Linked DNA regions of Homo sapiens: region 2 is linked to region 1. A link is an interaction called in ENCODE POLR2A ChIA-PET data of the cell type or tissue named here. Cell type or tissue: OCI-LY7. All regions are shown on one strand.

Region 1 (5,000 bases):
GTTATAGGAAGAAGTGTTCAATAGAAAATGGAATGAAACATTGTAGACACAGGGAACATAGGCAACTTCTCTGAGAAGTTTTAACCAACAAAGGGGAACAAAGAAAATAAAATAAGGGCTCAAGGTGGTCAAGTGGATTTGACAGCTAGAGGATTTAATTGTGCCCCCCGAAAACATATGTTGGAGTCCTAACTCCTGGTACCTCTGATGTAACCTTACTTGGAAATAGGGTCTTTGCAGATGTAATCAGGTTAAAATGAGGTATAAGGGATTAAGACAGGTCCTAAATCCAACAACTGGTTCTCTTATAAGGGAAATTTGAATACAGAGGCACAGAGTCAGAGCAGACACACAGGGAGGAAGGCCATGTATTGATGGAGGTATACATTAAAATGATGCAGCTGCGAGACAAGGAGTGCCAAGGATGGCTGGCTACCACCAGTGACCAGGAAGGAGGCATGGGGGTTTCTCCCTCGGTGCTTCCAGAAGGATCCAACCCTGCTGGCACCTTCTGTTTGGACTTCTGGCCTCCAGAATGGTGAGATAATCAATTTCTGTTTAAAGCCACCTAGTATATGGTAATTTGTTACAGCGTCTCTAGGAAACAAATGCAGAGAATCAGCAAGGAGCATAGAGAAAACAATGCTAGTTGAGCATTGGAGACAAAGCCAGATACCCTAGTGTGGTGAAAATAGTAGGTATTGAAATGAATGTGCCACCTGACAAAAATATGCATAAACAGTTCAGAAGCCATTTTTATTTGCTGTATAAACAAAGGGTACTTTGGTAATGTTTGAAGATTTCTGTTAGTAATAACAACTTTTGATCTATTCTACCACTCAGAAAACAAAGCAAAACCAAACCAAACAAAACTTCTTGGCTTTGGGCGATTGTCAATATTGTGATAAAACCAACCTGATTCAAAGAATGCTATTATTTTTCCCAGTGACTACAAACATTGGGAAAGAAATGTCACCAGAAAAACAAAGAGGCAGCCTCTCCTTTGGTGACTGTCACTGCTAGAGCTTCTCTTACACTAAATTTATTTCCTGTCAGATCTCTGCTTCCTGAATGTTTTCTTTTGCTTTTCTTCTACTTGTATTTTCCTTATTAAAAATACAATAAATAGTTTTGTGTAGCTCCTGGACTGAATATAACCAAATGCTATTAATAGATGAAAATGCTCTGTGGTTATTATTTTAATATTACCCACCTGAAGAAATGAAAGCCCAATACACTTACAAATACCCTGTTAGTCTGTGGACTATAAAGGAAGAGGAAGTATTTACAAGCCTACAAAACATGCAAGACAGGGCCATGAAATTCTTATATAACAACTTTTATTTTATTAGTTTATTAAAAGTCTTGTCTTTATGAACAAAAACATCCACTTGCATAGTGAAGAATTTATTAAATTGAGGTGCTTGTTTAAATAATTCAGAATATATGCATATTTGGAAGCAAATAGGAAATTTGCTGATTTAAAAAAATTATTGATGGTTGGCATCCTATAGACTCACAAAAATAAATCTGAATTACAGTATTATCTGATGTATTATCTAGAATGCAGAAATATTTTCTTAAGTATGTATTTTGCCTCATAGTGGACCATGCTTAAGAAATCTCCAGGACTTTTTTGCTGTTTTTGCAACAAAATTCTTTTTATTGGATATTAAAATAATATTAACAGCTAAAATTTCTTGAGCACCTTCTATATGCCAAGTGGTGTTTTAAGTCTTTTATAAGAGTTAACTCAGTTAATCATGACAACTCCATGAGGTAGGTACTGTTAGTATCTCCATTTTGAGGCTGAGGAAACAGGCACAGCAAGGTTAAGAGGTAACCCACCCAAGGTCACACAGCTAATAAGAAGCAGAAGTTAGACTGGCATCCAGGCAGAGCAGCTGTAGGGGGTGAGTACTGACCATACTATTTTGGGAGAAAGCTAGAGCAGTGTGTTCTTCACTTGTATTACAATTGTCTGTAGCTTTTAGACATTTTTAATATAGCTATTTGTTCCATTTTTCTCATATCCAGATTAGAAAATTTACATTTTTTTTTGCTATTTCTTTCAATCTATATCCTGTAATGCAATTTGTAATTTTTAGTTAAGCACAAATGCTACTTTCTGCAGCTTCCAAAGTAAATAAATTGAGTGTTTATTTCTAGGAGAGTATGCCATGTATGTTCAGAAATGATTTGGGAATATGAGTTCTTTATGTGATGTTGAATTGCATGCATTTGAGTATTTCAGAACAATGTTAATGCAGAGCTATAGGGTTTTAAAAGTTTGCAATGGGTGTAAGTGAAGTAAATACTTCTCTTAAAAAAGGTCATGACTAAAAGTAAAAATGCAACATATTTCAGAGAAACACAAGTCTCTGTTCCTCCTGTTGATAATGGTACTTTGAATTTCTAATCTAATTCTGATTGAAGTTTCAGTTCAATACCCCAAACCTGGAGCTCCATGGCAGATCTCTGATGTTTAGGTAACTTGTCTTGGACCAACACACCCACTTTTATGTTTTGATTAATGAACAATTTATTAAGTAAAGAGCATTGAATCTAGGTAAGATAATTTAAAGTAGTGCAAACTACTGTGATTTCATCTAAATTCAACCAAAATAGTAAGGCAGTTTTGCACATAAAAATGAGTGAGAGCTTTAACTAATAAATATAACCTGTAATCAGTGAATACAGGAAAGTATCTGAACATTTCTAGTCATCTTACCAGAAGCAGTCCCAGTCTCTTCGTTTTAGGAAAAGTAGATGCAGAACTTACAGCAGGGGTAAAAACAAATGGAATGAGATCATTCTAGTCTATATCATTCTTCTATCATTATTACTTACAGTAACATACAAAAATACATGACATATATTAAAAATAAAAATAACTCTAGTGTGTATTTTGCTTTACTATCTTACACATATTTTTCTGATTCTTACAACCTCTTGGTCATATGTGTGTGTGTGTGCGTGTATTATAACTTCTATTTTTATTTACAGAAAGAAAGTCTGAAACTTGGAGATGTTAAATGACATTAAGAATTGTAGGTTTTCAACTCAAGCCAATGCTTTTATACTCTACTACTTCCCAGTCTGACTTCCGAAGCCTGTCCACATTCCTGCCCATGTCCCTGTCAGATTTCATCTCTCTCAGTAGCTGGTGGATGTCTTGAGAGCAGAGACTTGCATATTCAATTTCTATAGACCGCGTGGCCTTCTGGAGAGTTCTTGATACATCAGGTTCATAATCCCTTATCAGTATCCCTAAAGGCAAAACACTTAGACCATATACTGTATCATGTAGCAACTGCACCAGGATCTGAGGCTGTTCTCCTTAATGGAATATATTAATATTTTTTCAGCATAATATAAAAATAACCATATTAATCTTGTATTTTCCTGAAATGATTAACATGTGAATTGCTGTTTTCTTTCTCTTTCCCTCTTTCTCGCCCTTCCTTCTTCCTGTCTTTCTTTTTCTTAAAAATAATACACTCAAGAGTCTTGTTCTAGCACTTTATGCCCAAGTTTCTGAGAGTCTTGCAAATAAATGGATTTAAGAAAGAGAAAATGACCATAGACCTTCTACAATGGTGTTCACTATTGTGACTTCTTGGTCCTCATTCTGAATATCATTCTGCCTTAATATGTCAGAATTTCAAATGAATCTTTGTATGAAAAAATAAAGCAAAAGTATATGGGTTTACTAAAATGATAACTATCTTTACCTCTCCTGTCATCATGCCTCCTTTCCCTTTTTAAAATAGTCATTTGTGCATTTATCTCACTGGGAAGTTCTTTAAGGAAGAACTAGGTCTTATTTATCAGTGTAAACATCAAAGTGGCCTGGAATTAGTAGATACCCAATAAACACTTATTGAATTAAATAAATGAAACAAAAACCACTGAAACATTAGGGAAGTTATAACATACTGGTATATAAGGTAATATTTCTATTTTGCCATAGATCGCTTATGTGAGTAAGCTGTTGTAACTATAAACTTTAATACCTGCTGATAGCTTTAAGAAAACAGTTTCTATCCAGTTAAAACTGACCTCAACGCCTGTGGCTTCTGAGGCAAAGAGGACAGGCTGACATTCTCCATAAAACTGAGTGCAGAGGTTAGTTGTTGAAAGTCAAAATATTTTCCAGAATGTCTTTAAAGCCTGGGTATTTACTATTACTGGTTGAATATCCCCTTGAATATTCATGAACAAAGACATGGTAGATTAAGAAAAAAATATGCAGGTATTTTAAGTTACTGGCAAATGAAATGAACATTTTTGTATAGAAATAAGACAGTATGTACTTTTCAATACTGAATTCTGAGGAAAGATTGCCCAAGGACAGCATATTCACTAGAGAAAAGCAAAAGAAATTGGACTTTTATCTTTATTCTGAAATTTGAAGCCAGGTTGCCCTTAGCGGCTCCCACCCCAAAACAGCTTGCATGTATAGCAATTCTTTTATTCTTTAATGACTCGAAAAAAGGAGAAATAGTTGGTAAAAATTATTTGAGTCATACAATAATATTGATTAATCTATACTCAATATTTCATTTTGTATCCTCCATAATGAGAAAGCAAAGGCAACATAACTATCACATCTTTAAATTATCTGGTCTTCTGTTCTGAAAGTTTTAAATATTGTTAAAGAAGTTTTTAAAAAGGCCTGGCACAGTAGCTCACTCCTGTAATTGCAGTAATTTGGGAGGCAGAGGCAGGTGGATCTCTTGAGCTCAGGAGTTTGAGACCAGCTGAACAACATGGCGAAACCCCGTCTCTACAAAAATACAAAAATTGGCCGGGTGTGGTGGCGTGTGTCTGTGGTCCCAGCTACTCTAGAGGCTGAGGTATGGCTTGAGCCTGAGAGATGGAGGTGGCAAGGAGCCCAGATCATCTGCATTTCAGCCTGGGAACAGAAGCAGACCCTGTCTCAAAAAAAAAAAAAAAGAAGAAGAAGAAAAGAAAACCCTGAAATTTTTAAAAAGGGA
Region 2 (5,000 bases), 1.1 Mb before region 1:
AACCATTAACACATGCAACAACAAAGAATAATCTCAAAATCATTTTTCTAAGTGAAAGTAGCAAGGTTCAAAAGGCTATATATTGTATGACTCCATTCATATTGCATCTGGAAAGGGTAAAATTCTAGGGACAGTGAAGAGATGGAGTGTTGCTGGGAGCTGGAATTAGGGCATGGTATTGAAAACAAAGAGCATTGAGAACTGTTTTGGAGGGGAAGGAAGTGTTCTACAGCTCGATTGTGGTGGTAGTCGCACAGTGTATACCTTTGTACACCTAACATGATGAATTATAAGTGAATTACATATCAATAAACTCAACTTTAAAAAAGTGGAAGTGACCTGGACCTCTGTTGCCTCTGAGATGTCCATCCTAACCCCAGTTTCTCACTCTTCACCCTACTGTAATCCAGTTTCTATCTCCACCACTGCACAAAAAACTCATTTTGTTAAGGTCAGCAAAAACATTCTGATTGCAAAATTCATCCTCAGTTCTTCTTATGACTTCTCACAACTTTTAGCATAATCAATAACTTCTCCTTTGAAATATTTTCCCTTTCTCTTCCACAATGCTGCTCTCTCCTAATCATGCATTCTTAGCGTGATGAAAAGTTCCTCAACCCCCTAAATATTGGTGCTGCTTAGATTCCCATATTTAGAATACCTTTCTCATTTTCTATTTACTTATGACTCGTTTGTTTTAAAGTAAAGTTGAGCATTGTAAACAAGGGCATCACTTTTGTATTTTAGGGTATTTACCTTTGTATCAATTGGAAGATAAATTTGAAAAAGGCAAAACTGAAGGAAGGCGGGTAGGTTGGGAGATGATATGGAGAAGTGATGGATATCCAAATAGTAGGGCTTTGGAAGATAAGGATAGATTAAAGAGATGTAGAAGAAAGAATCAGTAGGGCTTGGCAATACATTGAACACAGCTAGGACAGGGAAATAGAATTGTTAGATGAATGGTCAAATTTATGGTCAATTTATACAATCTGAATAATGGTGGAGTCATTCGGCAAGTCAGCGAACATAAGAAAAGGAAGAGGTTTGGGTATAAAGTGATTATTTCAGCTTGGAAAATAATAAGTTTGATAATCCTATCAGGAAGATATTTAAAGAAATCAATCTGTATCCCAGGGAAGGAGTAGAGGCACTATATATACATATTTCCATTTATATGACATTCTGGAAGGGGTAAAATCCCAAGGACAACAGAGATAATAGATTGCCAGGAGCTGGGGTCAGGAAATGATTGTGTGTGTGTGTGTGTGTGTGTGTGTGTGTGTGTGTGTGTGTAATATGCAGATATAGACTATATATGTGACTATATATATGTATAATAGTTGTCTATTTCTTTCAGAAGTAAAGAAGGATTCAAGTCTCCATGTATTTCTCTATGTTATTCTCTCCACTTGCAATGCTCACCTTCTTCATCTGTTATTTCCAATTCATCCTCCATGAAATGATTCAGATGCCATCTACTTGAGGAAATCTTCCTTGATTAGCCCCATTCCCTCAAGCCCACCTTTATCCCCTAACTCCACGCTGTTAGATGCACATTTTTGGACATTTTAATGTCACATTTATAACACTCTAATGAATGTAGCATTTAGGGTACTTTAATGCAACTGTTGATTAGTTTAGTTGTCATTTTCCCACAAAAGATTGTCAGCTCCTTGATGTCTTTCATCTGTGGAACATGAGTGTTTTTTACAGTGCCTGGCTTATAGGAAATAGTCAAATAGGGTTGCAGCATTACACTGTTGGAAAGAACATGGTGTAAGAAATCAAGTAGATATGAGTTTGAATTTTGACTCTGCTAGCCATAGTCTGTGTGCTTGGTTAAATCGTTCAATCTCTTTGAGTTTAGGTTTCTATAAAATAGAGATTATAATGCTACTTTCCTCATCAAGTTTTTGTCATGTATTAGTAAACTACTGCCGCATAACAAATTTTCCCAAAACTCTGCAACTTAAAATAATGTCCATTTATTATCTCACAGTTTCAGTGGATAATGGCTTAGCTGTATTCTCTGCTTCAGAGTCTCTCACATGGCTACAATCAAAGTGTCCTCCAGGGCTGGGGTCTCCTCTGATGGCTCAACAGGGAATTAGTCCACTTCAAAGTTCATGTGTGTGGTTTTTGGCAGGTACAAATTCCTTCAGGGTGGTTAGACTGAGGATCTCAGTTTCTTGGTGGCAGTGAGCCTTCTCTAACAATGGCAGTTTGACCACAGTCATTATGAAACAGAGTCTTCTGGCAAGGTGGAAGTCAAGATCTTTTGTTACATAATCACTGAAGTGATATCTCACGACCTTTGCCATATTCTGTTGATTAGAAGCAAGTTGCTAGTTCCAGTCCAGACTCAAGGGGAGGGGCTTATCCAAGGATGTGAATGCCTGGACATGGGGATCATTGGGAGCTATAGAGTCATATAGAACTCTGCCTACTACATGTGAGGACCAAGTCAATAAAACCAAAAGATTCACTAGATGCCTAATATTATACATGGCAAGTGCTCAAACAGCTATTTATGTCCAATGGATAAATGAACTCATCCATCAATCAATTGTTCTGCAATTAACCGGAGTAACCACTAGATGGTGGTGCATCCTTCACAGCATTGTGCCATAAAAGTAGGGTCAGAGATTTTGAATGTAAGAGCTTTTTTTTTTTTTTTTTTTTTAAAACAGATAAGGTCTTGCTCTGTCACCCAGGCTGGAGAGCAGTGGCGCAATCTTGGCTCACTGCAGCCTGCAGCCTCGACATCCTAGGCTCCAGCAATCCTCCCATCTTGGCCTCTAGAGTAGCAGAACCAGAAGTAAAAGAGCATTTTTTTTTTTTTGATGATGATGATGATGATGTAATACACAAAGACACATTTTAAAAACAGAAACTATACACTCCTAACTAAATCTCTTTTGTATCTCTGGAACTCTTACAAAACCTATCCTGCTTCTTCCTTCCAGAGTAAATTATAAAATGTGCAAACAAAATAAACAGAAACTCCTCTCCTCACTTTGATGTACAAGGTTTCTCACTCGGATACTATCCAGCCCTGATTTAAGGTTTCTCACTCAGATACTATCCAGCCCTGATTTAAGTTTCCTTTTGACTCTTAAAGACTTAAAAGCTTTTGTGTTTCTGTTTTGAAATATGTCTGTTATCTTTTTCTAAATTAAAGTAAAACATATTCATTGTAGAAAATTTGGAAAATATAGAAAAGAAATAAAGGAAGTTAAAAATTCTAATCGCACACCTAAAAATACTTTAGTATATCTATTCTGCTTTCCTTCCCTTCTTTTCCTCTCTGTTTTTCTCTATTCTTCCCTTCCCCAACACACACATACATATACACAGAGAAATTGAAATTATATTATATATAGTTTTGTATCCGAATAAATTGCTACCTCACAATATCTTTAAACTTCCTTTTTGTAATACAATTTTTGAGTCCTTGCCTTTTACTGCTGTGTTTAAGCATATATATAGCTATTATTATACCATTTGTAGTGCCTTGCTCCTACCTTCTCATTTTCTGTTATTGTAGAGTGTGGGTTTTTTTAAATTGGTGTTTTAAAAATAATTTTTGTATTTTTTGTATATTATTTTGTTGATGTTTATCTCCACCAGTGTTCTGGAATTTCCATATTTTGTTTTCATTAGGCTACTTTTAAACTTAAAAACATTTTTTAAATGTTTTAATCTATTCTCCTCTAATTACCAAGGTCAAAGTGAAATCATATTGTTTTGATTGCCCACTATGTAAGACAAAGAATTTAGCATGTTTTAAATAAAATTTCATCTTTTCCATGATAGCATGGTCTTTGCTAACATAATCATGAGCTTGGGAACAAATTGTTGTCATCCAATTATTATTTTAACATTTTGGAAATTTATTTTTGAAGAATAACCTTGAACAATTTGTCGTATTTTGTGTCTTCTGTTTTGCAAAATGATTTAGCCATACTTTCAAATTGAACTGGTTTTAATGTTTATGACCAGTTCTTTAATAATCTGCCCACTAATATTTGATAATGTACTATTTTATGCTATTTAACTAATATTCTTCCCAATGATATTATAATTTTTCCCTTAGTCACATGAAGTTTATCTTTAAGTATTTTTAGGCTATGCACTTATCATAAGTAGTATCTCTTTCTGTTATCTACAAATTTGAATGACAGTTTCTCTGTGCACAGAATTTCAGGGTCTCAGTCTTTTATATTCAAAATGTTTTAACTTTAATTCTATTATTTTGATATTCTTTTGGCATTTATTTGTATCTTTTAAATTTGTTTATTTTTATGTCTTTTAAAATATTTTAATATAAATTAATATTTTTATGTTTTCCTTGTATCCACAGTTAATTTTTATTATTGTTTTTCTTCTTTTTGTTTTGTTTTCTTTTTAACTTTTATTTTGGGATTAGGAGTACATGTGCAGGTTTGTTATACAGTTAAACTCGTGTCACAGGAGTTTGTCGCACAGATTATTTTGTCATGCAGGTGCTAAGCCTAGTACTCAATAGTTATTTAGTTATTTTTTTCTGCTCCTCTCCCTCAACTTACCCTCCATCCCCAAGGAGTCCTCAGTGTCTGTTGTTCCCTTCTTTGCGTTCATGAGTTCTCATCATTTAGCTCTCACTTATATGTGAGAACATGCAGTATTTGGTTTTCTGTTCCTGCATTAGTTTCCTAAGGACAATGGCCTCCTGCTCCATCCATGTTCTCACAAAAGACATTACCTTGTTCTTTTTTATGGCTGCATAGTATTCCATGGTGTATATGTACCACATTTTCTTTATCCAATCACAGTTAATTATTTCATCATTATTTAGATGTATGTCGTTTAAAATTAATGTTGACTAAAAGATAGTCATCCATTTTAATATGCTGTCTCCTGTCTTATTCAACAAGAAAAATAGGTCAGCTGTCTTTTATTGTTAATCCACTTCAAAGTATTTTGATTTCTCTCTCAGTTACATTTGAAATTTTAAG

Evidence for each region. Peaks named below come from ENCODE experiments on the same cell type or tissue, not always from the same donor. Only the 100,000 strongest peaks of a DNase experiment are listed, where the experiment ranks them.
Region 2: POLR2A ChIA-PET joins it to region 1 with 6 read pairs; 2 of 35 experiments call an interaction of 5 or more read pairs at or near these places.

Annotation. Positions count from the first base shown.
Region 1 is chr1:198,533,948-198,538,947 of GRCh38, forward strand. All of the region lies in intron 1 of ATP6V1G3 (ATPase H+ transporting V1 subunit G3), which reads right to left. Among named protein-coding and RNA genes, the nearest start is that of ATP6V1G3, 4.2 kb to the right of the region's middle. In OCI-LY7, no CTCF peak of the experiment used is centred here; DNase peaks (open chromatin) are centred at 1,144 and 1,884; H3K4me3 peaks cover 1,149 bases; H3K27ac peaks cover 1,380 bases.
Region 2 is chr1:197,397,640-197,402,639 of GRCh38, forward strand. The region is part of intron 5 of CRB1 (crumbs cell polarity complex component 1); the gene reads left to right. Among named protein-coding and RNA genes, the nearest start is that of CRB1, 130 kb to the left of the region's middle. In OCI-LY7, CTCF peaks have their summits at 2,607 (motif pointing right) and 2,808; a DNase peak (open chromatin) is centred at 2,622.